Linked DNA regions of Homo sapiens: all the other regions are linked to region 1. The links are chromatin loops, found by intact Hi-C in ENCODE. Cell type or tissue: Calu3. All regions are shown on one strand. Each heading gives the region's core, and the rest is flanking DNA. Links, peaks and the distances in the headings are about the cores only.

Region 1 (11,428 bases), core at 2,108-10,107:
TCTGTTGTTTCTTATGCTGTTTGAGGCACCAAGGGAAACACTGGCTGCTGCTAAAATTTTGAATATTCTATGAGGTCAATTAATGTAGCATCTTTATAACATTAAATACAGAGGGAAAACCCCTTAAGGTCTTTGGTATTATGTATTCTAAAGTGTGTATACTAAAGAATATACGCTATAAAATAATTTCAATGACTTAATAATTAAGGAATAGTCTTGGGGAAATAATAAGAGGCATTTACATATAGTAAAGAGATTATCATAGTAAAAATGATTAGTTTTGAAAATGATATAGCTAGTTACTGGACTTTTGACCTAAATAGAGGTACTAGACATGTAAACTTGGTTTGATTCCCTAATTCATCTATTCCTAGTTGTGTGACCATAGGATACAGTGGTATGGAGATTTGATGTGAATTTCTGCTTTCTTATATTCATATGAGTAATTAAGAATTCAATAGTATCAATCTTTACAAAGCCATGCAAATGTTACATTACTTAATATGGGTTTATGGCCTGATATCAATAAAATATATATGAATACCTATTAATATTTTGAATGGTATCTATGTCTATCTTATTCCTTTTCCCAGATGAAAAAGCAAATTCAGGATCAAAGACCAAATGATACCAATAGACACTCCATTATGAAGCAACAAATGTCTTTACTAGTACCAACTCACTGCTTCTTTTTCTTTAGAAATATGAAGAGCCAGATTCCATAATCCTAAGTGAGGCAGCTCAGAGTCTGATTGACAGTAGAGTCACAGCAATTGCTGTGGCTTTGAGAAAAGGGACATGTAACTACAGAGGGCAGGTAGGCATTTGTGTTTTCATGTAAGGACATTTACTTTTAGGGTTTTGGAATTTTAAAAATAATAATAACTCAAGAGACAAAAAAACAATATCTAGTGGTCCAACTACAAAAGGTAAATTATTTCCATTTCATCATCATCTTTGGGGAATATAGTTCAGGTGTGTATGTTTTAATTGCTACTGTATGTATGTCTTAATTGCTACCTTGGTGCTACATTCACAGAGAAAATACATCAGTAAAGTAAGTTTCTCTATTACAATGTATATTTAAATACAACTCAATGAAGAAGTATTTTTAAATCTTTTGCTTTGGAATTGTTACTTGTGCAATGAACTAGTTATGAGTTGAAATAATATTCTATGTATTGACATACAAATGAACTCACTAAGCAACCACTTTGCTTTAGAGATGTATGTAATTTAATACCAAAAGCCACATTAAATTAATATTAATTACTTGATTTTAAACCAAGAAAGTTCAGAGTGAAGCTGTTCTCTTATTTTACCACATTTATGTGTGAAAACATTAGTACACAAGGAATAAAAATATGTTATGCGCAGGGATATCCAGGCTGTGTTCTACAGAGGTGCATGGCTTATTATCTGAAGATTTGTAGGAAGTAAACTTGATGTTTTACTTTTATAGATTGTAATTTCCAAATCCTTTATCAGAACTCATATTTTTAAATAATTAATGTGGTGCTATAAACTCTTCATTATGCACACATCCATTTTGTTTTTTATTCCTGGCAAATATTCATTTTCAATTGTTCCTTGCCTTGCCAATCAGCATGAGAGGTTCTAAATGTCATTTTAATGCCAAAAAAACTGGTATGTGCACAAGCATTCTAGCCGAAATAAAAAATAACAGTAATTAGAAGACAAAATTGCCATTAAAAGTTATATATTGTATTACAGCTTATTATCTAAATTATTTTGTAATAGCTAGCATGTCTTTAACTTGCATGTTCTAGGCCATGCCCTTGCATGTTTATTCTAGAGTAGAATTTACATATATATGTGTATATACATATATGTGTAAATATATATGTACACACATAAATTCATACACACGTATATACATTCTAATTGTCTCAATTACTTATACTATTATTTAATTCATCCTCTTTCAGAAAACCCATTGGAACTCTGAGTTTATCAAAACATGGTCCCATCCATTATAATAATATCAATTCATCAATACTAAGGTGATTTAAAACACAGGGGGACTAATTGCTTTACTGTATGGTTACCAATTTAATTGGAAAATTAGGATATTTCCACAAGGGATTCTACAGCTAACCTAAAGTAGGATATACCCAAAAGATTTTGGAGGCGTTGAAGCAGAAGGTGATTAACTCTGTTTGGTAAAGGATAATTGGTCACTTGACTCTTAGAACTACTCTAACAACAGGAAATATTTTTTTCTAGTTTATTAGTTCACAAGAGTCTTTTGAGCTTCATAATATATTAAGTAGTAAAAAATACGAGAGATACTATGTCAATTTTGGGCAAATATGAAGAACTAATAGAAAGATGTCATTCAAGGCCTTTGGGTCTTATTGATAAATGAGCTTTAAATATTATTTTTAAATGGTCATTATTCAAAGAAAACTATCCAAATTATTAGGCAAATAACTTCTTAAATATTATTTTAAAAGGTATTTTTATTTTTTTCAAACTTTTTAGAGTATTTCAGATTTATTATGACTTGTATTTTTCTATCGCCCATGTTAGTAACTAGAAAACAAAACAAAACAAAAAAAAAGCAAGCAAGCAATATACAGCCTTGATAATAAAAATTCCAAATTGATTCACCCTTATCTTAAATCTCACAAAACATAAACAGGAATGCATTTTATTTGTAAGAAGAAATAATCTATCTATAAATTTCATTTTTGACTCAATTTTTAGTTTGATCGATAACCCTCAAGAGGTTGAGAAACAATTTAAAAAGACAAATTGAGCACGTCATGTAATATATAATTAAATTATTTTGATAATTTTCTGTAGACTTTATGAAGTTCATCACTTTTCTGCAAACGGTGCTGTATATATTTGCAGTGTGTCTGTAATGAAATGAGTTAATGTCTTAACAAGACATCCAGTGTTGTGTTACTGAATAATCCTTTACATTTTACATGAATTCATTGTAACTCCAAAATACGGTCATTTCTTTGTGGATCAAAGACTTAATAAGGGGCCACCACATTTGAATATCTTTCATAAGTGTCTTCAAAGTTGGCAATTTGATTAGTTTCAGTGGAAATGTTATTCTGCATTTAAGTAGTGTCCCCTATATGCTAAATTTGGGCTTATGATGGGAATCTAATTTTACCTTATTTCAGGACTAAGATGCAAAAGCTAAAAGTGTAGAAAAATCAGAAAAAAAAATGCAGCTAATGTTTTACATTTGCAATCTCACTGAGTCAACCTTTGGTTATTATTGCCAGTAGCATAGTTTGACTTCAGTGTTTAAATATGTTATTGTTAGATGAAACATTAAATTTCATCTTAAAGAATTCCAGATATTGGTAGTTCAAGGTAAATATTTATACTTGAATAAAGACATACATCTTGGAAAACTTTGTGCAAATGGAAGTCAATGACACACTTAGGTACATTTTGAGTAAATATAATGTTTATATATAGTATGCCTTTCAAATAAGTTATAAAATTAAGATATGTATTCATGTTTCAAGATAATAAATAAAATTGAAAATAAAATAAGCCATAATTCTGTTAGAAATTTCACAGCCTAAATATTTATACCAACATAATTAGTTTTAACAAGAACATTTCAAAATTTGTAGTGGAAAGAATGATTCTCTGTGTATTTAAAGGAGATTATGTTGTATAAACTTCCTAGCTCAGTGTTTTATATATTCTTTTTTGCCCCTCTACCCAATCCAGGCTTTCAAAATTTGTATGAATATTTAATTTAAGATCACATGACTGACATGAATCCTACAAAGAATATCTGTTTAGGGTAAAACATGTGAACAACTTCAAAAGATTTACATTTGACCTTTAGTATTTGCAACAATATGCATTGCTTGTGACAATCACTCTCTTGTAGGGCTGTGTAGTAAATACAATGAAAAATCTCTACCTAGAGGATTTAGTTTAAATCATAAAATTCTAAAGCTAAACTTCATCCTAGTAACTCTAATGCAACTAGAGTAGAAATTTTATATTTTAAAATATACAAATATTTAAACCTAACTTAGTGTACGCCTGCTGAAAAGCATAGCTCTATTCAGTTGAATAATACTTATTAAGTACGAAACAGCTTTATATTTAACTCATTCCTATTAATATTGGACATCTACTTGCAACCTAAACTCTCTCTCTCTGGAATGTAAAGGAAATATCCCCCACCCCCGTCCTTTTCCAGGCATCATTTATACTTAATCTAATGTTACTAAATGACATAAATGAGAGACCACAATTCCATTTATCAGGCAAACCATCACACCTGTCAAAGTCATGAATAGTAATAAGAAATACAAAGAGCACAGGATAACTTCTATCATTTAATAATTGCTCACTATGAGAAGTATTGTTCAGTCGTTTTCCACACTGAATTCTTTCTCTGTACACACTCAGAACACACTGCCAATTGATAAAAGGAACATAGCTTCAAAAGAAAATTCTTCTAAGTAAAGAAAAGCTCTCTGTTAAGCATGCAAGAGGTTAAACATTGCTGAAATAGTGAGACATTTTCTCAGCCCACACTTCCCAGTTCCATTCAATTACCAACAGCACAAGCGACTATAATACAAGCGAATACTGTATTATTAAATCAGAACTTCCCATTTACATCCACCTCTAACCTGAGGGGGTTGCAAGGGGATGACATTTGCTAGTCAACAGCAGAACAAACAGCCCCCAACTTGGAAATACACATGACCTTGGGGTGTGGAATGCTCAGAGACTGAGTTTCACAAGTTTTATTTGGATCTACTGCATAACAACACATCTAAATGGACCCAGCATGATGTAAATGTTTCTATACCTACCTCCTCCCTTCCAAAAAATGTTAAGAGAGCTCTGCACTTTGAAGTCTATGCTTTAGATATAGGAATAATATTGATGATTAACCAGAGACTAGTCCATTCAAATAATTATTTGATTATATTTGTTCTAAACAACTTGTTGGTTGATTTATTTAACATCATTTGCTAATATATTTGGGGGGTTTCCTGGAATGGTTCCTATCCTTTGAACCCTGCTGAAAGTATTGCTCTAAAATATTTATATTTATAAAGCAAGATATAACATAATGACATCAACTTCACAAAAAGCAAAGCTCTCAACTTCCCCTCTAGAATTTAGTGCATAATCACTAACAGATTGTCTTGTAATAATAATAATAATAATAATAATAATAATAGTAATTATTAAAATATTTTTGTAATCATTGCCAAAAGTCCAGTTTCAAATTATAAAAATAAGCATAACTTGTTTTTAAATTTTTGTATGGCAGTCTGTATTTCTCCCCCACTTGTAATCATTTATAACAATATTATTTTTCTTACCTTATTTTAACAGTCACAAAAGTCCCCCAGAAAGATTCCTAAACGCTGTGGAAATATAAATCACAATAAAAAAAAAAAACTCTCAAAAGATCGTCTTAGCTGGGGAAAAAAAAATAGTTTGGTCTAAAACTATAGAAATCTCCAAAGTCACGCCTGAATGAGCGCCCAGGTGGCAAACAGAGGACTCTCTCCCACGTCCGATACCACACTCCTTTGTCAAGTTGATATGGGTCCTGTTGGTGAAGCGGGTCCCACAGGGCACAGAGGGTGCAAGAGGGCGTTGCCTTCAGGTGCTGGAGCAACTGGTCCGCTCGCGTCTCAGGTTCAGCACCGACAGCACAGTGGACAGTACCAGCTCCTTTCACCTCCAGTTTGTCTCAGTCACTGAACCAGGCTGATTCTCGCTCCTCCTCCCTAGGCAGGAGCTGCTGCCACTCAACCCGGGGGTGCCCCGCCCCCACCATCTGACGTAACTATTTTGCATATCAACTCGCCGAGAGGTGAGGGGCCGCCCCCTTGACTGGGCTTCTGCTAGAGTCAGCTGCGGCAATCGGGGCAACAAAATTCAGGCTTAACGTCAGCGTGGGCATCTTTGGACTTCAGGATGTATTCTCAACCAGTCCAGTAGAAACTAAACGCTTTGACGGTGCTGGAGCCTTTGCCTTCGCGGGGACTGCCGTTTCTGCGCACTCTAAGATCGCTGCGGGCACAGCTCTGGAAGGAAGACGGGGCGGAGAGAGGGGGCAGTGGAGCACGGAGAGGACCGAGTGGGAGGCGGGTGGGGAGGAGACGGAGAAATAGAATGAATCTATTCAACCATTCTTGAAAACATCTCCAATCCTTTTCATCTTCCTGCCCAAACTTTGCTGCCTCTCCCTGCCATTTGGTTATTTGAACGGATCCGTATTTGGTGTTCCTACTCCCTTCCCTCGGTTCACGGAGCCTCTGGAGGGAGTCGCTGCTGCAGAAACTTGCCTGGAAGAAAAAAAAAAAAATTCTGAGCACTGAGAGAAAACGTGAAAGCTTGCAGCGCTAACCATCATTTCTAAACAGAATCTTAAGGAAAAAAAATACGAGTGCTCCATAGTATATATTATACTTCATATGCGTTCCTATAAAACCTACAGAACCTTCCTTATTCATTCTCATGATTTAAACAAATCCTCAAACTGTATAGACTTGGAGATTCCAGAGGGAAAAAAATTAAATAATAAAAAGTGAAAGTTATCAGCTTCAACTTCCACTGCCAAAATTATGAAGGTTATGCAATATTTATTATGTCTACTATATCAATATTTCTATGAAAGATGGGCTATGCTGGAAGCTTTACATAGCCTTTAGCAATTCTCTCAGTATTTGTGATATTTCTTGTCCCAGTGAAGCTCTAGCCTCCTTGAAGGCAAGAGAAAGGGGGCCTGTCATGCCAAATTCCACAGACTGCTTAAACTTGTAAACAAACACTTTCAGTGAACTGAAGCAATCAATCATCCAGAAGGGTGATTATTCACATTCCATGCACATGTCCCACCTACAGCTATCATGACTTACTTGGACAGAGAAGTGGGTATCTAAAACTAAGCTTAAATTTTCTTAAGTTGGATAAAGCATGTTTAATAAAAAAGGTTGTTTATTCAAATAATGTCATAGCATTTCACACATTGCTTTCCATCAGAATGCATACACACTGATATGTGTCATCATATGCCAGGAGTCTGATATCATCTAGCACTGGATCCACTCACAAGCATTTTTCAGGGACTCTAATCAAAGGAATACACTTACTTATTTCCCCATCAGGAAAAATAATGCATTTTATTTTCTCTAATATTAAGAAGTTATTTGAGGAAGTCTATTTACTTTGTGGACCCATACCCCCAAACTGCTTCTTTCTAGTTACTTAAAAAAGAAGAAATAACAGAGGAAAAAACTATGGTGTTTTTGCTTGAGGGAAGGAACATTTTTTTATTCTGATTCACACCCACATAAAACTTTCTCTATGGCTTTATTCCAGAAATTGCCCATTTCTTTTCTGAACGTACAATCCCCAGTACTATTTCTCCAACACACCTTGACTACAAGTTTTGCATTTTGGGTAATCTGCAATGTTTTTGTTTTCTCAGACAACTACTGATTTTGCATTTGTAAGTGTCAAGTGCCATGACTTTTTGCACAGATATACCCATACATGCATGTATTATGAGTTCTTCAATTCCCAAAGTCATTTTAATAAAGGTGGCAGACACCATGATATGTCAGGAAAGATGATCTGTGGGGGCAGATGGGTGTTGCACAATTACAATTACAATGGAGCCAACTGTATAACTTGAACTTAGGCTGGCTACGGCGCACATGATATGCTTCTTTTGGGAACATCGCATAGCACACTTTGGTCTGCTTCATGCCAATGTGCTGAAATGTCAGAGAAATCTTGATAGTTCACTTTAGCAATATAGAGAGTACATGATGTATGCTTATAAAATTCCACCAAGACCTATGTTGTTTGTATAATGGACATAATTTTTCAGTTTACTCCAGTGATCATAATGTTTTGGACTATGAATTCAATTAAAGCAGTCATAATATTATTGAAAAACCTGAGGGAATAAAACTAGAAAACAAACCTTCCTTTGAAAGATGGAAAGGAAAGCCAAATCATTTTCTCATTTTTTCACTGTCTTTAAAAAGAGGGACAGAAGAAAGAAAGAAAGAAAAGAAAAAAAAAGGAAAAGAGCTATTTTGGGAAGCATGAACAAAGATGAATACATGCAGAAAAGCATTGAGAATATCCTCCTAGCGGATTCTTGGTTTTGTACTGTCCTAAATGGCAATGTGACTGAGGGCAAGTTATTTAAACCTTTTCATCACACACATCATTTGTAAAATATATAGGTTATCCTGTTATCTCCAAAATTCATTACATGCTTGTCATTCTGTAATTTTATATTAGACTTCAACCTATTTTATATATATATATAATTTGGAATCACTATAAAAAGGTTAAAAAGAAAGAGCATATATATAAAAATATATAATAGAAAGAAAGAGCATATATAAATACAAACAGCATATACACAAAAAAGAGCATATATATATATATATATATATATATATATATATATATATATATGGCATCTTCTTTACTTCCATTACTTTCTTACTTTCTATCTCTTGCTCCCTTGGGCCCTTTTGTGCTCTCCACATATGTTTTATTTCATTGTAATGTTCTATTTAAAATGTCTATTAGGTATATGTCTACTGTGGTAAAGGGCATTTAAATACAGTATTTTGTTATTGAAAGAAATATTGACACAATATATTTATATTAAATTTCTTAGCTAATTCCAAATTGTGACCTTAAACAAATTTATATGTGTGCATGTGTGTGTGTGTGTGTGTGTGTGTTTATGTGGGTAGGATATACTAAAGAGAATTTTCAAATATGTTTTCTTAAAATTATGGAAATAAAATTTAAGATATATGAATTAAAAACTCACTACTAATAAATAAACCCGCAAATTAAAGAACACTATTTCATTATGCACACACACGTATTTTATCTAAGCAGCAATTACAATTTTCATGAGATTATATCAGTTTAATTTTAAATCTCAATTAGTTTCATTGGAATTATTTGAAATCTCAATATATGTTAAAATTGAGATTATGTTGTTTTTCATTTTCTCTATTATATATCATAGCATAGGCATTTTGGTGGCTTTGGATAAGATTGTTAAATTTAATCAAGACTACTGTGAAAGGTCTTTTCTTGCTAGTATTTACATTAACACACAGAAAGATACACTAAGAGAGACAATTTTTATCATTTGTAATTATAAATCCACCATCAAAATGGCACATTTCATAAAGGAGTGGCGGACTTTTTCAGAAATACTGGCTAAAAGCTGACTATAACTTTTTGCTATTCTACCCCTCAAATTATCAGATTAATGCACATATAAACTTTAATTCTCACTGTGTAAACAGGCTTCTTAAATTCTACAAGAACCTGGATAAATGTATAGTATGAATAAAAGTTATAGGTTTAAGAAATTGTTTGATATCAATATTTATTGAGGTAATATTAATTGGAGAAAGACAGAACATGGTTTAATAAATGCTGCTTAACTGGAAAGCTGAAACCTACCACATTTAATACAGAAACCTAGGTTTGGCCTTAAATAAAAGATTTGCTCATTGTCATCAATAATTTGGGGTCAAAATGAACTCAGAATTATAGTAACTGGCCACTTAAAGAACCACTGCATAATCAAAGGATGTACCATGAATGCTGAGGGTGCAAAGCCAAATAAACCTATTTTATTCTCCATGATAAATATAGATTATTAATGTTATAAGTTTCATCTTCTCAATTGAAGGGAATTAAAACCCGCTCTTTATATAGCCACATCATGGGGAATGAACATTAACATACAGATTTAGCAGACTCAGGTTTGTGTTAACTATTCTAGTTTTTATGCATTTTCGTATTTTTTTTATTTAGTTGTCAACTTCACAGACACCCTCATCCTGCTTTCCAAGTAATACTGCTATGAGTTTCCCCCTAAAGCTGTATTTTGCCTTTCTGTTTTGGCTTGGTAAAAATGTTTGATTTTCCCACACTAGTAAACAATGGGAATTAACTTTCAATAAGAGCAAGCATCTATCAACGTGTCAATGCACAGAGTTTTCGAGCTCATATGAATGGATTCAAAAAATATTGCTCTATAAAAGTATAGATTGAAATGATGAATTGATTTAAAAATTTAGTAAGTATAATTAAATAAGAATTAAAAATTGTTATTATAGAGCTATGTATCTTCACAATTTGAGCTATCCTCCTTAGGGATGTTAAATGTGGACATAAACCTATAAGTAAATCATTTTTTCCTTGGCTTAGGAAAAAGCATCTGAATGTAATTTTTTATAAACTAAACTTGGCGAGATAAGAACATAGTTTTATTTTGCTAGATTTATATAACAAACATATTTAAGTATCCTTTATTTTCTATGAATTAACTTCGGTGTTAAAAAAATCTAGAAGTAGTAACCATAATTAAAATATCATCCATTAATAAGCCTTTAAGTACCCTATACTAATAGCAATATTGTAGAAAAAAAATTGAAATTATAGTAAAAGCAGGAAACCCTAAAAGTATCAGCTAATTCAAGAAATACTTTACAACACAATCTGATCTGCTTCTGTGATTAAATTAACCCTAGAATTACATTTATGTACCACAGTAATAAATAATATTGTTGGCTGCATTTATAAAATTAGAAATAATCAATTATGTGAATCAGATATATTGTTACCTTCATTGTATTAATAGATTTTTAAATCAATTCATTGAGTTTTCCTTTCTTTTTTCTATTACTTTAATAGAATAGAAATTAGTACTTCGTGAGGCAGTTTAAAGTTCGGTAATATTAAGATTCTTTGGAATCTAAAACTATGATGCTATTTCTTAATTGAACTTTAAAAAAAAAAAGCATGAGACTTGCTGATGCTCAGACAGACAACTTACGTTCTTAGAGTGCTTGTGTTTAAGAGAGCTCTTAGGGCATCTATTGGCCTATGTTGGTATTGCATATGAGAATTTCAGTTCTCACAACTTGAGTTATATATTTGCCCACAATGATTACAATACGTGCTGCTGATGAATAGATTTATGTTGGAAATCTGTAATATCTATTGTTGAATTTAAAGTATTAAGCAAATGCATAAAACACATATGGTATGGGAGTTGGTCTTAAAAGCGTTTCGATATCAGCTATTTCAACATCTAAAAAATGTATGTTAATTATTTTTTAGAATCTAATGTCCCTGTTCATATTAGTTGCCGTCACCATTTTACTTACACTTCTGAATTTTTGTTTTGTTTTGTTTTGTTTTTTTGAAATGGAGTCTCGCTCTGTCGCCCAGGCTGGAGTGCAGTGGCGCGATCTCAGCTCACTGCAAGCTCCGCCTCCCGGGTTCACGCCATTCTCCTGCCTCAGCCTCCAGAGTAGCTGGGACTACAGGTGCCCGCCACCACACCTGGCTAATTTTTGTGTTTTTAATAGAGACAGGG
Region 2 (11,428 bases), core at 2,377-10,376, 200 kb before region 1:
GTTCATTGTAACTACTGATATTTCTTTGCGTTGTGTGGTATACTTTCCTGATTCTTTCCATGTCTGCTGAATTTTGATTTGATAGAATGAATTGAAAGTTTTACTTTCTTAGGTATTCCATATTTGTGTACTTCTATAAATATTATTGAGGGCATTTTCTGGAATGAAATTAAGTTGCATAGACACAATTTGGTCTCTTTGTTTATTACTTTTTAAGTTTTATTGATGGGAACAAGAACAATGTGAAATTTGGCCCACTAATGAGGCAAGACCCTCTTGGGTACTCTCTCCAATCTTTTGCTTCTTGAATTATGAAGTATTCTATGCCGGATGCTGGAAAAAGCATTCCTAACCCTATGTGAGCTCCAGGGACTGTTCTCACTGATCTTTTTTCTCCCACCACTGATAATTTTCTCACATGCTTATGCTGCGCAGTGCAATGGAGGGGTTGACAGTAGATCAAATCCTGCAGAGGAAAAGATTGCTAACTTTGAAGCCATTGAAGACTCAGCTGAAGACTTGAGAAATAATTTCTGTAGTTGTCTGGTATTTTTTGCTGTGTAGTACTCTCCTTTCCAGTATTTTGTCCTTTGAACTGCAGCCTTAGCCTTCCTAGATTCTCAGTTCTATCTCTTCAATTCAGGGAGACTGTTGTGCTCTTTCTAGGATTCTTCTTCTTATGTTATAGTCTGAAATTTCCCCGTCAATGACCTGGGGCAAGCATAGGTCTCATATTGATGATTGCATGTTTCTTAGGGATCACTGTCCATTGTTCCTTGATACCTGATGTCTTAACATATGTTTTAAGTACCTTATCCTGACATTTTAGTTGTTTTGGTTAGGAGAAAGAATATATTCCATGTTTAATAGAGTTTGACATTTTCTTATTGTAAAATCATTATTACATAAAAGGTGACAAGAACATTTATTGTGTTACGATGAGCAAAATTTTATAACTTTCAAAGACATATATTTATTTTATTGATTTAAGATACATATTTCCCATGTCTTAACATAGGTATAACATGCTAATTTTAGGATGTTATTTTTTATTTTATAGTACCAAAATAAAGTCTTACAGCTAACATCACTCAGCGTAATTTGTTACCTCAGATAGTTACATATGCTTTAGGTAAATAGTTTCTAATGAATTAATGTATAATGACTACATTTTCATGTTAAAACTGTAGAGCTCTTACATAACAGAAGTTCTAATAACAGCTAATTGAGATAATGGTAATGATAGCAGGACATTTAGTCATGCTTTTAAATTAATATATTTTAATAATATAAGCAATTTTAAACTACATGAATGAAAAGTAACGTATGTGTGAGAAGTATTATATATTTAGACTAGAGATGTTTCTTGGTATGCAGATTTTTTTAGACATTGTTGTGTTAATAATGTTTCTGCTCTCTAGAGTTCTGTGCTTTACAATTTATTGGGTGAGAATTGGACATCTGAGAAAGCTAATTCAGAGGTGTGCTATTGAATTAGCCTTTAATACAAACAGTAATTTACTAAGTGGTGTCTTGGTTGTCTAGAAGAATGAACTATGCTTCAAATTTACATTCTGGGAGCAGTTTGCACAAAAGACCAATTCTGGCTTCTCCTATTCCTGTCAAGACATAGCAAGTATTTCAAAGCATTTTCAGACCTCAAACTAAAATCATGTTGAAACACCAATTCGAGCAAAATAAGGTAGATACATGCTTATTATCTATACAATGTTATTAAATAAAAATAAGTTCAGAACTTAACTGTTTAATTAGCTTGTTTGCTTTTTCAATATTTATTCCTATGCTGAAAATCAATAAACAGATTAAGAAAACCAGAATTTTAATGTAATTTTTTTTTTTTTTTTTTTTTGAGATGGAGTTTCGCTCTTGTTGCCCAGGCTGGAGTACAATGGCACAATCTCGACTCACTGCAACCTCCACCTCCCAGGTTCAAGAGATTCTCCTGCCTCAGTCTTCCAAGTAGCTAGGATTATAGGCATGTGGCACCATGCCCAGCTAATTTTTTTTTTAAATATATTTTTAGTAGAGATGAGGCTTCACCATGTTGGTCAGGCTGGTCTCAAACTCCTGACCTCAGATGATCTGCCTGCCTTGGCCTCCCAAAGTGCTGGGTGCTGGGATTACAGGTGTGAGCCACCACGCCTGGCCATTTTAATATAATTGTAACCAATGAAATTATATGCATAAATCTTACCAAATTATAGAGTACTAAGATGTGTCTAGTTGATATGCAATATGTTTGCTTGTTATGTAGAAACATTTATATTATATAACTGGCTAAAAACAACTTATGTTAAATTTGATATATTTCATTATTGTTTTACAATAATTTATTTCAAATTTCTTAACTATAGTTTTGATTTACTTATGTCAATACTTACTATTTATTTCATAACAGAAGTGAAAACTTTTAAGCTGTTTTCCACCAATACAAGTCTGATAGCATTAAAATAGTAAGGAGACCCAAAGAAGACACTTTAAAATAATAATTACCTCAAAAGGATCAGATAGAAATAGGAAAAATAAACTAACAAGTCAGGATTTAGAAGAGTCAAGAGCCATAACGAAAATAAATCAGGAAATGCAATGAGTTCCTTTGTAAGTGAATATGAAAACTTTAAAATTTAAATTCTCATCCTAAATATATATCTCATTAAATATAACCATTTAAGAAATTTAATTTATACTATTTTAATTAAATATGCTTTAAATTTGTTTTATTTAGATATTTATTCTCAAAAGAAGAGCAAATTTGAGAATAGATAACTTCGATTATATCTTTCTTTCTTTCTTTTTAAAGAGATGAGGGCTTCTCTGTCACCCACACTGGAGTGCAATGACACTGTCTCTGTACCCTTGAACTATGGGGCTCAACTGATCCTCTCACTCCAGTCTCCCTAGTAGCTGGGACCACAGGTGTGCCCACTGCACCTTGCTAAGTTTTGTTTGTTTGTGTTTGTAGAGACGATGTCTCCCTAAGTTGCCCAGGCTGGTCTCCAACGTCTAGTCTCTACTGATCCTCCCACCTCAGGCACTTGTGTTGCTGGGATTGCAGGCAAGGACCCCCATGCCCGGTTTATCTTAAAATGTTAAATATCACTGCATTATGACTAACTGAACTGGTATACTTGGTCCCAAAGAAGTAATTAGTAATCAAATAATGTTATATACATCACATTACTCTAGAAAAATATATATATATATATACATATACATATATATGCATAGATATATAAATAATTGAGCTCTGAAGAGCATTCTTTCTTTATATTAAACATCACTTCATAATAAATTGGAATTCTTTAAAATTAGACATTCTCCATTTAATCCAAAAACTTACTGTTAGCAATAGATTTCTCCATAGAAAAAAAAGAACAATATCAATTTCTCCGAAGTTGAAAATTTGGTGTTAGATTTTTAAAAATTATAAATCCTAGTTAATACCTGAATAATCATTTAAATGTTCTAACTTCTACCAACTTGAGTTGATTTGAATTGTATCAATGTCCTTATATGTATTACATGACCAAAAGCTATGATAACAAACAATTAGAAAGAAGATATTGAAATTATGAAATGTGTTTTATGAACTCAAATGGATAAATCTATGTAAATTTAAGCAGATTAGTTATCTATCAATTATTTTGACATATGCAAATATATTATGTGTTGACCATATTATTATAGCTATATTAATATCACATAATGTTGTATAACTATTATAATTTGTTAAAAATAATTTTTATTTCATAAAAATTGACTCCCAAGCACTTGCAGGAATATTAAATATGAGTACAATCTAATAAAGTATTAAGTATTTTTCTACTCTATTATCACATTTAATAATTATTCCTAGTATTATTTAATATGTTAGTATTAAGAAAGGTCCAGATTTACATTTTGACTATTTATATAAACATTAGTAAGATTGTCAGTGCTATAAGAGTATTGTTCTGGTTACCTTTTCAATTATTTTGTCTCAGAAACTTGCATGGCTCTCAATGTATAATTATTTTGATACGAATTGGAAAATCATCTCTGTTTGCTACTTTAGCCAAGATGGTTCTTGTTGTGACATCTGCAAATCACTTTTCTTCTATCGTAACCATCTGGAACCCTCTAATTGATACCTTGCTATGAACTTGAGAACAATAGTACTTCCTCAGAGTATTTTTTTTTGTAGTTGCTGCTAATATATCTGTGATTCTTTTTTTTTTAATTCCTCGGAGTATTAATGAGCCCGCATTGCTCATTTGAAAATGGAATTATAGGCATTGTATGATAGCATCTTCTATTACTATCTTTAGTGTTGATCTGTCATTTAATTTTCATAAGTTGATGCCCTGTCTTTTAAGTTCCTTTAGGGCAGGCACCATGAATTAAGTATAATTTTGCCACTGAGAAAGCTTATTAACTTAGCTCTTAATACTCTTTAAGCCACTATATAATTACTAATTGAAGTTTCAGGCATGTTCATAGAACTAAAGAACTTTTATTTCTGAAGACACTGTAAGGACTAATTTAAATACATTCATTTTGTAGATGAGGAAAATTAATATAAAAATTTCATATGCTAGATTCATGATTTTCACAGCAGAATCCATTCTTCCTTTCTTCCAACCAGACCTCTAAGCACAAGCTTTGGGGTCAGAACTAACTTTGAATTCCAGCTTTGCCACTTGCTAGCTGTATTTTGTTTAGCTCAAACTTACAACTAATATAGGAAGTATACAAGAGCTCACAGATTTGCTATAAATTTAAATAAAATATGTAAGTTAAATACTATGCAAAACACCTGGCAAAATAAGAATACCATGGAAAACAGTTACTGCTTTTTTTTCACTTTCTTGTAATTTGATTCAAAATATCTATGAAATAATTTCTTTGTTCTAGCAAGTTTATGTAGACTTGTTCTTAAGACACAGAAATGTTCTTTATTAAAATAATATATTTTTAAATTCCTCACATATTGTATATAGTTACAAGATGAGTATTTTTAAGAAGTTGGTTTTGAAGTTTTAAAAATATAAATCAAAGCAATTAAAGCATTCTTACCTAGTTTCTTCAATTGCAAGGTTATCTATTGTGCATAATGGTTGCTGCAACTGAAATACTACAGTAACCTTGGTTCCTGTATCACAGATAATGTGATTTTCCTCTAATATATCTCAGATTTTAAGAGACTCAAGACCGTGACCGAACACTCATATAAACAAAGAAAATCATAACAAAAAATATGGGATTTCTTTAACCTGTATGCTTCTATGTACTCTTCACTTTTAATAACTCTGATCTTTTCTGAGTAATTGATGCAATTCAGTACAAAGAGTTATAAAAGATTTCTCTTTTACAAAAGTTTGCCCAACTATTACTGCTTTCAACATAATGTACATACTTATGATTACCACTTAATGGCCTTGGATAAGTATAAATATGACACTATGCTGTGCCAAACAAATTAAGAAGGCATCTTTCCTGCTCATGCTTGATACATGTGTAATTGTAAAATACACTGAGAAGTGATCTGAGTAATTTCTGAATCTATGAAAATACTTCAGAAACTGATTGTAATAGTGATCTTATAAGAGTACTTACATTTAGGAATATATCTCCATGAATTCTGAGGTTATATACAGAATTGAATTACTGGAACAAAGGATTTCAGATAATATAATAAAAAGTAATTTTAAGTAATACCCTTTTTTCTCTAGATTTATTCAGGCTTTATGAATGCTAAATACTAGCTATTCATACTTGTGATGATTTGAGCCTCTACTGAATTCTGATGTGATCCTGAAATATGACGGATAATAAATAAAGACACTAAATTGAGGTGGCTTTTATTGTAATATTAAGAATGTCTCTGAGAGTATGTTCTGGATTGGCAGTCATCTGCCTGAGGTGGAAAATTTCCACTCAGATTTAACCTCTAGCAGAAAATGACATCTTCACACTTCAGCTCGATGATACTGGTTTTAGATTATTTAATTAACAATCAATTTGTCAAATTATCTATTAGACTCCATAGAGCGGTGCAGCAGCTCCTTAAACATGGTTTACAAATTACCATGTAGAATCTTAAAAATTTTCCTTTCAAAATCACATAGTGCAATGAGGCTACATTATGTTGAAGAATACAGAGTTTTAGCAGAAATAACAGGGATTAGTTGCTTATTATTTACTTCAGAAAATCTCAAGCTTTTTTAATATAGCGGAGTGGGAGATTTAATATCAAAGGTTAACTATTTTAAAGACCATGGCTTTTCTTTTTCTGTTACCATAGGAAATCAACTATCAGATTTTTGGTCGGTTTATGGTGTTCTTTCATGAAAACAGGTCGTATTTAATTTATAATGTTTGCTTCATTCTTAGTCTATAAATATTAATAGTTTCCTGTGTTTGCCTTCTAGGACGCAGCATGATAGTAGCAGAAATTTATGAAACATGATTTTTGGCTTCTATATGTAACCATTACATTTTGGAATAAAACATTTTCTAATTTTACAACACATATGGTCACAATTCCTTATTTACTTTTTCCTGAGCTTCTTGAAAAGTATAATAATTTATTTATAACACATTAGACTCTCCTTAATTGTTGGTTTATCATTCCATTACTTTACTTTATTCTAGAGCAAGATAATGCTTACCTAATTATCAAGAAAGGACCTAGAGTTGATATAAAACTATTAAGATTTCCCTAAAGCATCATTACAGCTAAAAGGGAACTGATAATTCGTAAGCATACATTAATTGTTTTCAATATTTTTCCTAAAGCATATATTTATTCATGTGAATACTGAAGTTTTATTATACCTTTATATCTCCAATGTTTGACCTAAACTTCCTTTCAATATCCATGACCTGTTTTAAAATTCTTTTCAAAATCTCCAGCACCTGACCACTCTCTGGACACTTTTACAAGTTATCCAAATTAATAGGACTAGAGAATGTTTGTACCCCTTCTACATCTTATGGACATGTATCATCCAGCAACCCCACTTTGGAAGAAGCCCAAGACAGGCTCAAAGAGTTTTGGTGTCTTCCCCTTGGAAAAGTAAGTGAAATTTTTGCCTGGACTAGAGAAAGGGTGACAATTGATCTGTGTCTCCTATCTTTTACTTTTGATGTAATCATTTATTCATTTAAGTATTTAGTGTTAGTAAACTATGTGGTGGCAGAGAGTTTCCAGGAAGAGCTCATGGAATTTGACTTAACACATGGGTTTTCATGTCTAGTAGAAATGAACCAGGAAGGACTGTGACCTACAAATCTACAGTGGAAGCTATCATATTTTGGTTTATTTTCTTCCTGTTATCCTTAGACAGGATATTTAAATGTATAAAAAAGTGATAAATCACAACTTGTTTACTGCTGGCATAGTGCTCACTGGGCCCTTGTTCATGCTGTGCTGGGCTGAGGCACTTAATTGGTGAGAAGACGGCAGGGATTGTCATTTTCTGTTAGTGTCCCATTGTAAAGTGTTTTAGAAATTCAACCAAATTCCTTGGAATTTTTCTCTTTTCACCATTTACCAGTAGAGTATGGGTAATCTGTCATGGTTTATAAAGTTCCTACATACTTAGCTTATAAACTTAAGGACTATTGACTATCCAGGTAAGATAGATGATATTTAAAACAGCTGGGACTTAGTACATCATAGTATGTATGAATATGTGTATAAATTTCTAATTTTGTGTGAGAATATCTGAGTTTGTTTATATATACAAGTTTCTTATTGCCACAAAGACAACTTGGCTGCAATGAAGTCGTATGGTAAGAAACACAGAGTTATAGTAAGAAAACAATGTATATTGTTTAATTCATTGTTAGTTTCTTACTAAGGCATGAGCAAGTAAGTGAGGTTGTGGAACCTAAATTTCAGTTCATACTGAAGCTTGGCTTGGAACTCTACAATTGCAGACCACCCATCCTGATTTTGTTGATTTCTAGCTGTCTATTTTCAGTTTCACTAAATTCTTACTTAGTACAGCTAACTATTAAAAAAACACTAAACGAATTACTCAGGAAATCTTCTGTGAGACATTTTCATGGACACTTAAGGAAATTTCTATTAAAAAGCCTATTATTGGCTGAATTGCATTCCTCAAATGTGAAGTATACAAAACCCCAGGATTGAGAAGGTGATTGTATTTGGAGATAGGGTCTTTACAGAGATGATAAAGTTACTTTGAGGTCTAGAATAGATGCTAATCCTATATGATTGGCGTTCTTATGAGAATATATTTGAACACAATAATGTACATAAAAAATAATGTGCACATCATCCTGATGTGAAGACACAGAGAAAACATGGCCATCTGTTAAGCAAGGAGAGAGGTCTGAAACAGACCCTTCTCTCGCTGCCCTCAGAAGGAACCAGCCCTGCTGACACGTCCATCTTGGACTTCAAACATCCAGAACTGTGAGAAACAAATTTCTGTTGTTTAAGTCACCTCATCTTTGGTATTTTGTTATGGTAGCCCTAGCAAACAAACATGGAGACACTTCCTTAATCTTGCCCTCATGATTCTACTTGGGTATATCTATTCCATCTTTCTCAAATCATGCTTTAGTTAACTCGAATTAATGACCAACTTCGCTTTAAATACAAAAAAAACCTCAATCTTTTACAGTGAACATATTTTACGCAAGATGGACTTAGTCACAACTTAGACATAACGAGCCTGGTAAACCTCTCACCATAAAGTTAACTAATTAAATGATATGGGATTTCTGTTTCACAAAAAAAAAAAAACTGTTTCATAAAAATAAAATTTTACAACGTTACTCAGATATCACAATTTGATAAAAATTTTAATTTTAGTTTAGTTTACCTGAGATAGTCACCTTGTTACATCATCTTAAAATTGTCCAGAGGCACAGCTGATGAAGGGTTTGACATATTCCTGTTGAGTATTGTTGAGAAACTCCACTTTACAAAATTTTCTTTGACTCATCTGGAAGGTTTATTGAGCAAGAAACAAGAAAACAGCCTATCTTCCTAAACCTTCAAAAGAACCAATATTTTACTCAACAAAAAACAGATACAAAAGAAAACCACAAAAATAGAAAAAAATTAAAAGAAGAAAAGAAAGGTAAAAAAGGATGAAAATTAAAAAATAATAATAAGCAAAACAAAACAAAACTTTATGAAGAGGAAAGTTTAAAAAGGATAGTGCCTAGATTTAAGGAAAAGAGAAAAATATTCAATAATATGAAATAACTTTGTAAGTTGTTGATTTGTTAAATGATGTAAAGATAACCTAAAACCTATCTTTTTTGTTATATTGAAAGTATTCTGAAAATTAGGTGCAGACAAAAACATTCTCTGAAACTATTAATTTGGAGTGATAGTTTCTGTAGAATAAATTGGCTTTTCTTTCTAAAGTCATTTATCATTGATATTAGTAGGTTTAAAGAGCTTTCTGTATTATTTATTTAAAATAAAAGTTCACATATTTTATGTTTTCAAGCTAATAAAAGTGATTAAAATGCTGACTGAGGAATCTCAAATATCATAATTAAAGAAATGTCTCAATATAACTTACAAACAAATCTTGAAAGTGATAATATTTTGTGTTGAAAATAAACTAGATAATTTCCCCCAGGAGTTTGCCTTTAACATCTTCTGCACTTAAAGATATTTCAAAAAGAAAATAAATACTTGTGTATTTTCTTTTTTTTTAATTTGTTTATTTTAAATAGATTATAGTTGTTTAGAAGAAGAGCTTTGGTGTATTTCTGACTTTGTTAAATACTCTGGTCCTTCACTTATTAACTTTGCAACTATTAGTAATCAGTTTATTTTGCCACACATCAATTTCCTCATCTGTAAAACATATTGTTCTGAATGTGAAATACAAGGAAATTTGTTCTGAATGATATAATACATGCAAAATTCAGTGTTTGGCAGAAGAATGTTAGAAAACAAAATTGGTTGAAAGAGAAATATGTCTTCATTATTAGTTAAGTGAATAAAATTAAATACACATGGACAATATAAATGCAATGTCTTTAAAAAAAAAGTCATCCTTATCTTTGTGATAACTATGTCTATAAAAGAGATAAAAACACACAGAGTTGAAAAGCAGTTTTGATTTATAAATCAAATAACTGCATTACTTTTATATGCAGTAGAGCACATTCTTATATGGAGAAATATAAAATGTTATTTTTATCATAGAAGAAAAATAGGACAGAACTCCACCATTTAATATTTAAACTAGACATTTGGAAGAAGATATTTTAAAAATTTGGTAACCTGGAGGTTAGAAGGGATCCCAGAGATGTTCTAAAACAACCATTCCTTTGATATATTTTAATCTCCTCAACAGTATCCTAGCCAAGCAATAATTCCATGTATGTTTGAACACCTGTTGTGACAAGTAACACCACATATTGCCAGTCAAGATTGTCGCAAACATCTTGATTATTCAAAGTTAATATTTGGTTTATATTGAGCCAAATATGGTCACTTTAGCCTCAACTTATTCATCTTTTTGGACATTAAAAGACAGGAGAATACCTCTTGTCATAAAAGACCTTAAGAAGCAAAGATGATTATTATGTCTGCTACTACCACCCAAGACACAGACATACACACACACACACACACACACACACTCACATAAGCACACACACACACACACACACATGCCCAAGGCCTTGTCCCTATTCAAAGAAATTTCCAAGGGCCATGAACTGATGACCTGGCCATGAAAGTTTTTACCGCATTGACTGGATTCCACTGTACAGGTTGGAGGGGCTTTATTTTTTGGAATTATATACCCTACCTAGATGTGAAAAAGAAAAACGCACTCCATATTTAGTTTTGGTAGAGAGTACAGTTATTAGTTGATTTATCTCTTCTGTCATATGATCTACTAAGTATAGACAAGTACGTTTAATTCATACTGTCTCCATTACTTTACTATTTCCTTTCCCTACATCTCTCAAGTGATTTTATCCACCCAAGTGTTGAAAATAACATATTTTATCTGGTTTATCTGATTTTCAACATTTTTGGGAAACAAAAAGTGCAAATTAAGACAATATAGGCGAGAGCAGCGATCTATCTATAGAACCATGTAAAAGAATTAGATGTGCAAAAATAAATAGCAGAATTTGTTAGAAAAGATAGAGAGATCAAAATACCAATTTAGGTATTTGGTTTTGGAAAAAAAATCAAGTTATCACATTTCCACCTGTCTGGGAAGTTAGTTCCAAAGAAAAAAAATACAGTGATACAAAATATATCTCAAAATACTAAAACAAAAACGAACTCATCCTGTATTCCACTGGATATGAAATGCAACCAGTTGTATAATCCACACGTATTTCCTGTGCAAATGAGAAAGATCAAACCTGCTAATATAGATGTATTGTGGTATGCTGCAGGGAAATA
Region 3 (11,428 bases), core at 1,878-9,877, 600 kb before region 1:
CACTGCTATTCCACACTATTAGTGGAAAAGTGGCTGCTGGCACCAACAATTCATAGAGGTCATCTCTCAATATGCCACCTTCTAGTAAAAATAGCATGCTTCCTATAAGTTCATTTGAAAGCAATGAAGTCACTATTTATCTAGCCCAATTAGTAAACTGGTAGCCCTCTGTGACTTTTCACTCTAACTCATTAGTAACTCTCCCAACCAACCCCAATCCAGTTATTTATGGCAACATATTTATTATCAATTTGATCTCAATTTTTCACATTTTTCTTCCTTCAGTTTAGGCCTTCACTATTTCTAGCCTTTGTGCAAAACCTGTGAACTGCTCTTCTTCTCAACAGCCCTGCACAAATCCATTCTTCATTCTTCATACTGCCGACAAAGTTATTTTAAAATTGAAAGTATTATGTTGCAACTAATCTAATTAAAATCCTTTACTGCATTCTCCGTTTCTCAGATTAATATCCAAACTACTCAACCTAAAATATCCTTCATTACCTGGTCTGTATTAGCTTCTCAAGATTTATATATGGTGAATCTCTTCGTAAAAGCCTGCATTGATGTTTCTAATCTATATCCTCTCCTTTTTCCTCTTCCTAATTAGACTCCTCTTTCTAATAACTCTTAACTTTCTGATGACTCCTAAAATAACTGCTGTTTCCTTCTATTTCCTTCCATCCTCCTCCTTGTTCTTTCTTCTCCTTTGCTTTCTCCTTCTATTTCTTCTCTCTTTCCTCTTCTTTTTTTCTTACTTTTCTTCATTGTCCTTTATCTCTTCATTCATCCTCTACTCTTTCCACTTTTCAAATGTACATTTTAGTTTTAAAATTGTCACTTCTAATTTCATTATTTTTGAACAGACAATGCATTCACATGGTTGAAAAGCTAAAACATACAAAAAGTACACTGTGAAAAGTCTCCCTCTCATTTCTATCTTACTGTTTTCTACTTCTCTCTCTTCCTGTAAGCAAATTAATTCCTGTAAGCAAACTGTTAATGGTTTCTCATGCATTTTGAAGGAGATTTTATGTATAAACTTATAAATATAATTATGCATAATATATATATCATATGCATGTAAAATGTGTTCATGCCTTACTTAATGAAGGTGCTACGTTCTGAGAAATGTATTGGTAGGTGATGTTGTCACCATGGGAAGCTCATTCTGTAATTACACAAACCCAGATGCTATAGCCTATTTACACACCTAAGCTATATGGTATAGCCAATATAGCTCCCAGGCCACAAACCTGTGCAGTATCTTACTGTACTGAATACTGCAGGCCAAGCTTGTCCAACCTGTAGCCCCCAGGCCACATGCAACCCAAGACAGCTTTCAATGCAGCCCAACACAAATTTGTAAACTTTCTTAAAACATTATGAGTTTTCTTGGTGTGATTTTTTTTTCTTTTAGCTCATCAGCCATCATTAGTGTTAGTGTAGTTTATATGTGGCCCAAGACAATTCTTCTTCCATTGTGGCCCAGGGAAGCCAAAAGATTGGACACCCCTGCTGTAGACAATTGTAGCATGATGGTATTTATATATCTAAACATATAAAAGGTGAAGTAAAAGTAAGATATAATATAAAAGATGGTACTCCTGTATAGCGCACTTACCACGAATGAAGCTTATAGGATGAGATGTTGCTGAGTCAGTGAGTATGTGGTGAGTGAATATAGAGGCCTAAGACATTATTATACACCACTGTACACTATAAACACTGAACACTCAGGCTATATTAGATTTATAAAAAAACTTTCTTTCTTCAATAATAAATTTTCCTTAGCTTACTGTAACTTTGTTACTTTTTAAGCTTTTTAATTTTTTCAACTTTTTGACTCTGTAATAACACTTAGCTTCAAATATACATTGTACAAATGTACAAATTTTTTATATTTTTATTTTATAAGATTTTTTTTCTGTTTATACAATTTTTTAATTTTAATTTTTCCTTTTTAAACATTTTTGTTAAAAATTAAGACACAAACTCACACATTAGTTGAGCCCTACACAGGGTCAGGGGACCTGTGTAGGTCCTGTCTTTATCTATATCACTGTCTTCCGCCTCCACGTCTTGTCTCACTGGAAGGTCTTTCAGGGGCAATAACACACATGGAGTTGTCATCTCCTGTGACAACAATGCCTTCTTCTAGAATACCTACTGAACTACCTGCCTAAGGCTGTTTTACCGTTAACATTTTTTTAATTAATAGAGGAAGTACACTCTAAAATGACACTAAAATGCGTAGTAAACATATAAGCCAGTAACATAGTCATTTATTATTATTATTATCAAGTATTATGTAGTATACATAATTGTATATGCCATACATTTGTATTACTGGTAGCACAGTAGAATTTTTACACCAGCATCACCACAGATGTGAGTAATGCATTGTACTGTGACATTACAATAGCTACGACGTCCCTAGGGAATAGGAATATTTCAGCTCCATTATAAACTTATAAGACCACTATCTTACATGTGGTTCATCATTGACAGAAATGTTGTTGTGCAGTGCATAACTGTATTTTAGATGATAGATAGATAGATAGATAGATACATAGATAGATAGATGATAGACAGATAAATATTTGTTACAGGAATTTGACCTTACAGAATTCAACTGCAGGAGCTGGAAAAAGTATCTCTGTAAGACTCTTATCTTCCTGTCTGATTTTGGAGCTTGAAGTTCACAGAACTGGCAGTCAAAATGGGAAGATAAATGGAAAGTGAGAGAATAGGTAAATCCACAGAAAGAGAGAGTAGATTAGTGATTTCCAGGAACTGCATGGTTTGAGATGAATGCCTGGTGGCTGTTAATTGGCTCTGGGTTATTTTTTGGTTTGGTGAAAATGTTATCGAGTTAAGATAGTGGTGAGGATTGTAAAACTCTGAGGATATTCCAAAAAACACTAAATTGCGCACTTTAACAGGGAATTTAATGGGGTAAAAATTGTAGCTCAAAAAACTGAACAATAATAACAAGGCAAAAAAAAAGAAAGAAAAGTGTATACAGTATGTTTTCATTAGTGTGAAGAAAAAGCAAAAAATAATAGTAGCTTGTAAATGTCTCAACTTGGCTAGGCTGAACTATATTCCCCAGAATTCTTTTTCTTCTACATTTCCACTTAGGGTGGGTCATATTTAATTTTGTTCAAAGTTTGGAGGGCAGAAGAAAAATTAAAGTCACTTTGAGTGCTGGGGCACAGTCACTATGTAACCTTGTAGCCCACACACATTGTTGCAAAGCTAAGGCACGTGTTGTAGGTGTGGAACAACAGTCTGCAAGTGTTCCACTTTCCCTCAGCTTTGCCAATTCCTGGGCATGGCATGCATCTGGTTCTGTCCAATGAGAGCCAGAATCTCAGGACACCCACCTTACTGAGAGTGGAGGCGATGAGAATGGACATGGGTACTAAGCCAATCTCATGGACTCCAGTTCATGCTCATGGTTTTGCAATTTTTCTTGCTCTTCCCCACTGGACGTTCATTTTCCCTCCTCTAATTCTTTCAGTTTTGTTCTATTGATCTATGTCTATGCTGTGTCAGTATCACACCACTATCATTACTGTCACTTTGTAGGAAGTTTTGAAATTGGGAAGTGTGAGTTCCCCAGGTTTGTTCTTCACACGCAGGATGATTTTGACAATTCCAGATCCTTTGAATTTCCTCATAAATTTTAGGATTAGCCTGTCAATTTCTGACAGCTGTGATTTTCATAGAAACTGCACTGAATCTGCCCATCAATTTGGGGAGTATTGCCATCTTAATAAAATTAAGTATTGAAATTTATCAACATAGTATGTTTTTCCATTGATTTAGGTCTTCTATAATTTATTTCTATAATTCTTCTATAATTTATAATTTGGCTTTCAGTATAAAAGTCTTCTGCTTATTTGGTTAAGTTTACTCTTAATTACCTATTTTTTGATACTAATATAAATGGTTTTTTTTCCTAATATTGTTTTTTTGATTGGTCATTGCTAGTGTATGCAGATCTATTTGATTTTTTTCAACCTTGTTTATTGTGGCAAAATACCCATAATATAAAATGTACCCTGTTACTGCTTTTAAGTATACAGTGCAGTGGTGTTAAACACATTCATAATGTGCAACCATCACTATCACTCATCTCCATAACTCTTGCTGTTGAAATTCCATAACTACTACACAATAACTACTTTTTGCCTCTATGATTTTAGACTCCTGAAAGTACCTCATATACATAGAATTATACAATATTTATCATTTTGTAGTTGGCTTATTTCACTTAGCATAATGTCCTCCAGGTTCATACATGTTGTAGCATATTGCATAATGGTCTTCCTTTTTAAGTCTGAAGGATGTAACAACAACATGAGCCCTAGATTAGCATCAACATGTGTGGGCTACAAGGTCACATGGTGGCTGTGTCCCCGCATTCAAAAGTGGCTTTTCATTTCTTTCTGCCTTCCAAACCGTGAACAATATTAAATATGACTCACCCTAACTGGAAACATATTTTATGGACATACCACATTTTACTTCTCCATTTATCTATCAACAAACACTTGGGTTGCTTCCATATTTTAGCTATTGTAAATAATACTCTTATGAATATGGGTGTAAAAATATTACTTTGAGATCTTATTTTGAAAACTTCTGGCTATATATCCAGAAGTGGAACTGCTTTATCGTATGGCAATTCTATTGCTATTTTTTTAGAAATGAATATACTGTTTTCTACAGAAGTGCTAATATTTTACATTTCCACTTATAGTGAATAGGGCTCCAAATTCTCCACATTCTGACCATCCGTTATTTTCCTGGGCTTTGTTTGATAGTGGTCATTGTACTTCAAAGTTGGCTCTAATTCATGTCAGCCTCCATTTTTGTGCCTCACTATTTAGGCTGTGCTTCTTTATTATTATTTCTGCTTTTGTCAATCTTACTGCTTCCTCCATGGTACCTATTAATGTTGTGGCATATATGTCCCTGCAACAAATAATCTAATCACCCCGTAGCAGTCAATGGATATTACCACTGCTCTCTACTGCTATCTTTTCTGTAGTCTTATTTCTCCCCAACAATTTGGCCAGAAAGTGCACATATTGTTCTTGTCAGTTATACTAAGGCAAATTTGGAAAAGTTATTGTATAATTTAGAATTATTGGGAATAACATTACTATAATCTAAATTGGTTAGAAGTGCCAACCTGTTTTGAAAGTTTTCTAAGTAGTAGCGCCTTACTACATGTAATTAAGCCAAAATGAAAAGAAAAAACAACACAAAAATTGTCATAGTAGGGTGCTAAAAAGAAGATATGTAAATGCTTATGCGTTAAAATATTATCTGCATATTATAATAAAAGGAATAAAAATAAAACTATGCCCCTCATCCACATTGAAATTTATTGTCTAGACATTTTATAAACATTTGATATTAATTTTCTTCAGAGTGAATAATATATTTGTATTCAAATTTACATTATTCAGATAAATCTCAGCCAGCCTAATTAATTCTACAACAATACTTGATGTATATTATCAGAACCATCAAATTATAAATTATGCATGTGTATATATGCATGTGTACATATATATGTACACATGCAAGTACACACACAAACATTTTTAACACAGTTCCAGTATATGACCTGATCCTATAATAAAATAATAATAGCCATAACAATAAGGAATCATTAGCTTTGGAATTGTATTCCTATATATATATATAAAAGTGTTTTCTTAAGGAGAAACTGCAGTTTTCAGTTTTATCAATAGATGGCACTACTATTTACCATATGTTTTGCTAAAATATAACAATATTTGCTGAAATATATTAATTGATAACTAATATAATTTATTTAATTAACTCATATAATTAATTTATTAATTTTTATTCCTAAAAATTTGCTTTCAATAAACAATTTACTATTTCCTTGACATAGTAATGTATCACCTGTAAATATTCACTTTCAAAATGATACTTATAATCTTTAATCTTTTATTAATACATGATAATTACTGTTAAATGCATTTTTATTATTTATAAACTTTTAGATACTTCCAAAGACATAATTATTATTATTATTTAATGCCTTCTAACTCAGAGTAGCATTTGTAGGGGAGATGCCTATTGCGGGTGTCAGGAGTGGTGTTATCACTAGGTGTTCTGCTTGCATACTATTTGTTTTTATTCTAAAATTCACTGGTGTTAAATCAAAAAATGAGCTGGAGGAAACTTCCAATTCAATAGCATAAATTATCTATAATAGTGATAGAACACTGATAGTCACAAATGATATATTTTCTATTGATAATATTTTATAAAACTATATGATGCACAAAATTATATGTATTTTGTTATAAAACACACTCCCAAATCACTATCATAGAAGCCACAGTACAGGGAACCTTCTACTTATCCTCTGGCAAAGTTTACTTAAAATGATTTGTGTTAGCTGAAAATGTGGGGCCGAAAGCAAAGAATTCATAAGTGCCTCTCAGACCTCCGTATTAACAGAAAACTAATCAAAGCCCTCCAATCTATACAGATTTCTGGGATTCATTTGACATATCTTGCCTATCATCATCATCATCATCATCATATTTATTATAATTAGCCATAAGAACATCTTTTTGCATTTGATTAATATGAAATGTTTGACTGGCATTAAATTCTTAGAAGTAGGTTTGCTTAGTAAATGTCAAGTAAATGGAAATCCACATAAACTTAATGTAATCTCAATAAATATATTGAAATAAATACATATATATGTTTTTGAGGGAAAAAATGCTAGTTGCATTAACACATTTTTCTCTCTGATCCTCATATATAATTATTTATCTTACACAAGTGGCAGTCTTGATTATTAAAAGAAAATTTAAGCAGGCCAGAAATGAAATCTTGGTACCTTTTCAGGCTGTTTTCCTTTTGCAATATGCAAAAGCTTGCTGTTTGCCCGCCACTTAAATGTCAAAAATCCCATGTGGGTCAGAAAAATATCTTTGCTATGGCATGAAAACACTTAATTGTTAACCTATTCTGTTATAAGATTAGCCTGAGTGCTGATTTCCTTCTTGTGAACGTAGTATAACTTGAGACACACACACACACACACACACACACACACACACACACACATATATATGATATTTTCTTTATCTCTTCATTGGTTGATGGACACTTAGATTGGTTCCATATCTTTGCAATTGTGAATTGTGTTATGGTGAACATATGTGTGCAGATGTCTTTTTTATATGATGACCTGTTTTTCTTTGGGTATATATGTAGGAGTAGGATTGCTGGGTTGAATGATAGATCTACATTTAGTTCTTTGAGAAATCGCCACAGTTTTCCATAGAGGTTGTACTAATGTACATTCCTACCAACAGTGTATAAGTGTTCACTTTTCACTGCATTTGTGCCAACATCTATTGTTTTTTTCTTTTTTTTTGGACTATATATATATATATATATATATATATATATATATACACACACACACACACACACCGTGGAATGCTCCTCAGCCATTAAAAAAAAACACACATAATAATGTCTTTTGCAGCAATTTGGATGGAACTGTAAGCAATTATCCTAAGTGAAGTAACTCAGAAATGGAAAACAAATACCACATGTTTTTACTTATAAGTGGAAGCTAAGCATAGTATTCTATGGTGTATATGTACCGCATTTTCTTTATCCAATACACAGTTGATGGGCACCTAGATTGATTCCACATCTTTACTATTGTGAATAGTGCTGTAATGAACATAGGGCTGCATATATCGTTTGAAAAAACAATTTATTTTCTCTTGGGTATATGCCCAGTAATGGAATCTCTGGATTGAATGGTAGTTCAAGTTTTAGTTTTTTGAGAAATCGCCAAACTGTTCTCCACAGTGGCTGTACTAATTGACATTCCCACCAGCAGTTCGTAAGTATTCCTGTCTCTGCAGCCTTGCCAGCATCTGTTGTTTTTAGACTTTTTAACAAAGGCCATTCTAACTGGTGTGAGATGGTATCTCATTGTGGTTTTGATTTGCATTTCCCTGATGATTAGTGATGACTAACATATTTTCGTATCTCATGGAGGGAAGGAGGGAGTAGCAAAAATCAAGGAAATGAATTATAATAATTACTCATAAGTATAAGAAAAGCGTTAAAAGGTATTAATCTGGAGAACTCATAAAAGCCTAGGTATAGCATGTGAAAATGTATTCTATATTTTCCCAGTGCACCAGAGGCAGCAAATTATTTTCTGAATTACTATTACGTATGATGCTCTGTTTTACTGTTAATTTCTAAAACATTCTTCCCATTTGGTCAAGTTTAAAAATGACACAGATGTCAATGAATGAAATCAAATTTACTATGTATTACATGATACAATAAAGTATGCTAAATAACATAAAGACTAATTAGATAATTCCAGTCATAACTTGTGATCACTGCCCGAACCATCTGAAGCTATTGTTTTGAACTTTAGAAATGTCATTGTACTATTTTAAATTGAACTACAATTTAAACATAATATGGAAGAAATAATCATAAATTACACACAATAAAGATCTGAGAAAGCATCTAGCAGTAAAACAACACAGAGAAAGAGATTAGATAAATTCATTAATTTAAATAAAATAAAATTTATTTTTAAAACATATGGATTAACAAGTACACATGCAAATTGCAAAAGGTGCTTAAAATCTAATTAAGCTATCTTGAGAGTGCCCTCATGTTAAATCTTTAAGATCAAATAAGCCTCATTATCACATTAACCTTCTTTCCACTCTCTTGTTATACAAGTGTCATTACATTAATTAGTCATTATACTGTTTTTTAAGTGCTGGCCACCTCATGAGCATTTTGTAACATTACCCAGTACTTGTATACATAGAAGTAATCTATGATATATCACTCCTAGTCCAGTAAACCATATCATGCTAATTTAAATATCTATGTGTAGATATAACCAGATTATAATTTTATGAAGAAAACAACTTTGTAATATCAAAAACAAGATGCAGTACATTCAATTACCTATGTAAAAGAATTCTAGCTGAATGAATTTAAGTCTAAGTCAATCATAGGTGAATAAAAAATAATAGTATCTGAGAATGAGTCACCTATCTGAGATTTGCTCCTATAAACAAGAGAATCTACACGTCTTTGATTCATGTAGAGGACTGTTTCTCCCTTCAACCCTTAAAATGATGTTCTGTTTTATTGCTAACTTAATTTCTAAAACGATCTTCCCATTTGGTCAAAGTAGGAAGAGGAAAGAATCATTGGCTTGGTGTGTTTTTAGAAAGATTGAGCACATGGAACTCATCCTTTCTCATGTGTTGGATCTGCCTGAAAAGAGGATGCATTCTATTCTGCTCTCTTGGCAATACGAGATCAGCAGTGTTGGCTCTGTCTCCGTGTGCTGAAGTCTAGGGTTGCCCAGCGACGCCCATGACTTGGCAAATTTTGGAGTCCATATTTGCCATATATCTCAACCACCTTCTCTAGGCAGCTTTACCCACAATGCAGGTAATATTTTGTCCTTTATGTCAATCACTATTGCATCTTTCTCTTAATTGGTTCTGAAGACAAGGATCAGGAGGAAGAAGAGAGTGGTGTTCTTTACCGATCTCCTATATGTGCAACATCTGATGCTTTGAGAACGCTCTAGAAACTTACAAAGAATAAAGTGCAGTTGACACAGTAACACCAGGAAGAATCAAAGCTTTTGAAATAGCTTCAGCGGGTAACTTAGCCCTGATGGTATATGCCTTAGAGCTGATCTTCTTTACAGTAGGGAAGTTAGCTTTTATATGCTGCAGCCTCCGCAGGTGGCTTTGGGTCTTAAGCTTTACTAAATATGGCATAATTTAATGTTATCCTATTGGGTAAGTTTTCCCCATAAATGAATAGCTGTGTTTATGCAGGCAGAGTTATGTCTAACAAATATACACATTAGGAAGCAGGTCACCCTATGTAGGAGCTGTCATTATTCAGCTTTGAATTACACAGATCAAGTTTGGCCTGGTTTAAAAATCAAGGCTAAGGCAGAGATAAGTTATTTTATGTATCAGTAAATGGCTTTTGCTATGTTTCTTAACCAGGTCTGTAAGCAGTTTTTTTGTTGTTGTTGTTTACCTAATGCATAGGCAGCTAATTTCCATTAGTAATACAAAGCACAAATATAGGTTATTACTCTAAATTATTAATAGCAGCTATAGTTAAGCAGTACTAAACTGACTAACAAAATTACATGTACTGTCTTTAGTTATATAGAAGGAATCTTGCAGGGTTAACTTTCTATAAAGAGAGGCTTGTTCAAAGGTAGCAAGTACCCCAGTTCTGTTATTTATGTATTTTCTTATCATGGCTTTCTACAATGTGTCTTCACCCAAAGAAAGATTATATATTGTATTATATTTCATTACACCCTCAACCTCCTGGGCTCAAGCCTCCTTAGTATCTGAGACTACAAAAACATACGTGTGCATTACCATGCCTGGATAATTTTTAGTGGAGATGAGATCTCACTATGTTACTTAGGCTGGTATCAAACTAGCCTCAATGTTCCCTCCTTGGCCTCCCAAAGTGCTAGGATTACAAGCATGAGCAATTAATGAACAAATACAAAGTAAAAAGCCATGGCTGCCATAAACATTTCTTGGTATCCAAGATCTGGGCCCAAGGGTTACCTGTTTCAAATACCAGAATTACATCATGGAAGTTGTGAAGGCCACCATTAAGCCAAGGAATGTCTCAAACCATTACACCAAGAAAAAAGTGTCTTATTTTAGAGAAATCAATTTCAAGGGTGGGGTAGAAAAACAACTCAAAGGAGGTGTTGCCAACTTAAAGCCTAAGACAGCAATTACATTTCTGTTCCTCCACTGTCTCTGAGAATTGGGTTTGCTCAAGATACCAAGTAGCAACTGAAGTGGTTTGAAAACATATACCTTTGATTTTCCATCACAACATAAATAGTAGAAAATGAAAGGAAAATAGAGGAAGAAAGACTGATTATGCTGGATAAAGTTTATTTAAGAGGACATCTTGGAGGACACAGCAGCCAGATATGAAAAGGAAAATGAGATCTTTAAGTCCAACACACAAACACACACACACACACACACACACACACACACACACACACACCCCACATTGTGGCTCTAAGGACTAAATTCTTTTAAGGACAGTATCCTTAGACAATGAAGAAATGTTTTAGTTGTCTAGTGAATAAAACCTGAGTTGGGGCCTAGCAATCTAACAACAGAAGAACATGAAAAACCTCAGGGAGGGAGGAGAAAGAATGGATACGTCAAAGCTTTCCAGAACCAGGAGCTAATGAGAAACATCTATTCATCTACTCATGTACATTTAAAAATGCTGCCTCTTTAATATATACCCTTGTTTTTTTGTAACAATACAG

Evidence for each region. Peaks named below come from ENCODE experiments on the same cell type or tissue, not always from the same donor. Only the 100,000 strongest peaks of a DNase experiment are listed, where the experiment ranks them.
Region 2: a loop joins it to region 1, with 2.2 times the contacts of the local background. A loop is called at or near these places in 3 of 110 quality-filtered maps.
Region 3: it touches region 1 in a loop (4-fold over the local background); 13 of 110 quality-filtered maps call a loop at or near these places.

The regions. Positions count from the first base shown.
Region 1 is chr4:162,158,258-162,169,685 of GRCh38, forward strand. It overlaps FSTL5 (follistatin like 5), which reads right to left and starts at 5,743. Exons shown (of 16, transcript NM_020116.5): 1 at 5,358-5,743. RefSeq lists an enhancer at 5,897-6,006. In Calu3, for the core only: no CTCF peak of the experiment used is centred there; no DNase peak of the experiment used is centred there.
Region 2 is chr4:161,958,314-161,969,741 of GRCh38, forward strand. All of the region lies in intron 3 of FSTL5 (follistatin like 5), which reads right to left. Among named protein-coding and RNA genes, the nearest start is that of FSTL5-AS1, 59 kb to the right of the region's middle. In Calu3, for the core only: no CTCF peak of the experiment used is centred there; no DNase peak of the experiment used is centred there.
Region 3 is chr4:161,558,647-161,570,074 of GRCh38, forward strand. The region is part of intron 8 of FSTL5 (follistatin like 5); the gene reads right to left. Among named protein-coding and RNA genes, the nearest start is that of FSTL5-AS1, 460 kb to the right of the region's middle. In Calu3, for the core only: no CTCF peak of the experiment used is centred there; no DNase peak of the experiment used is centred there.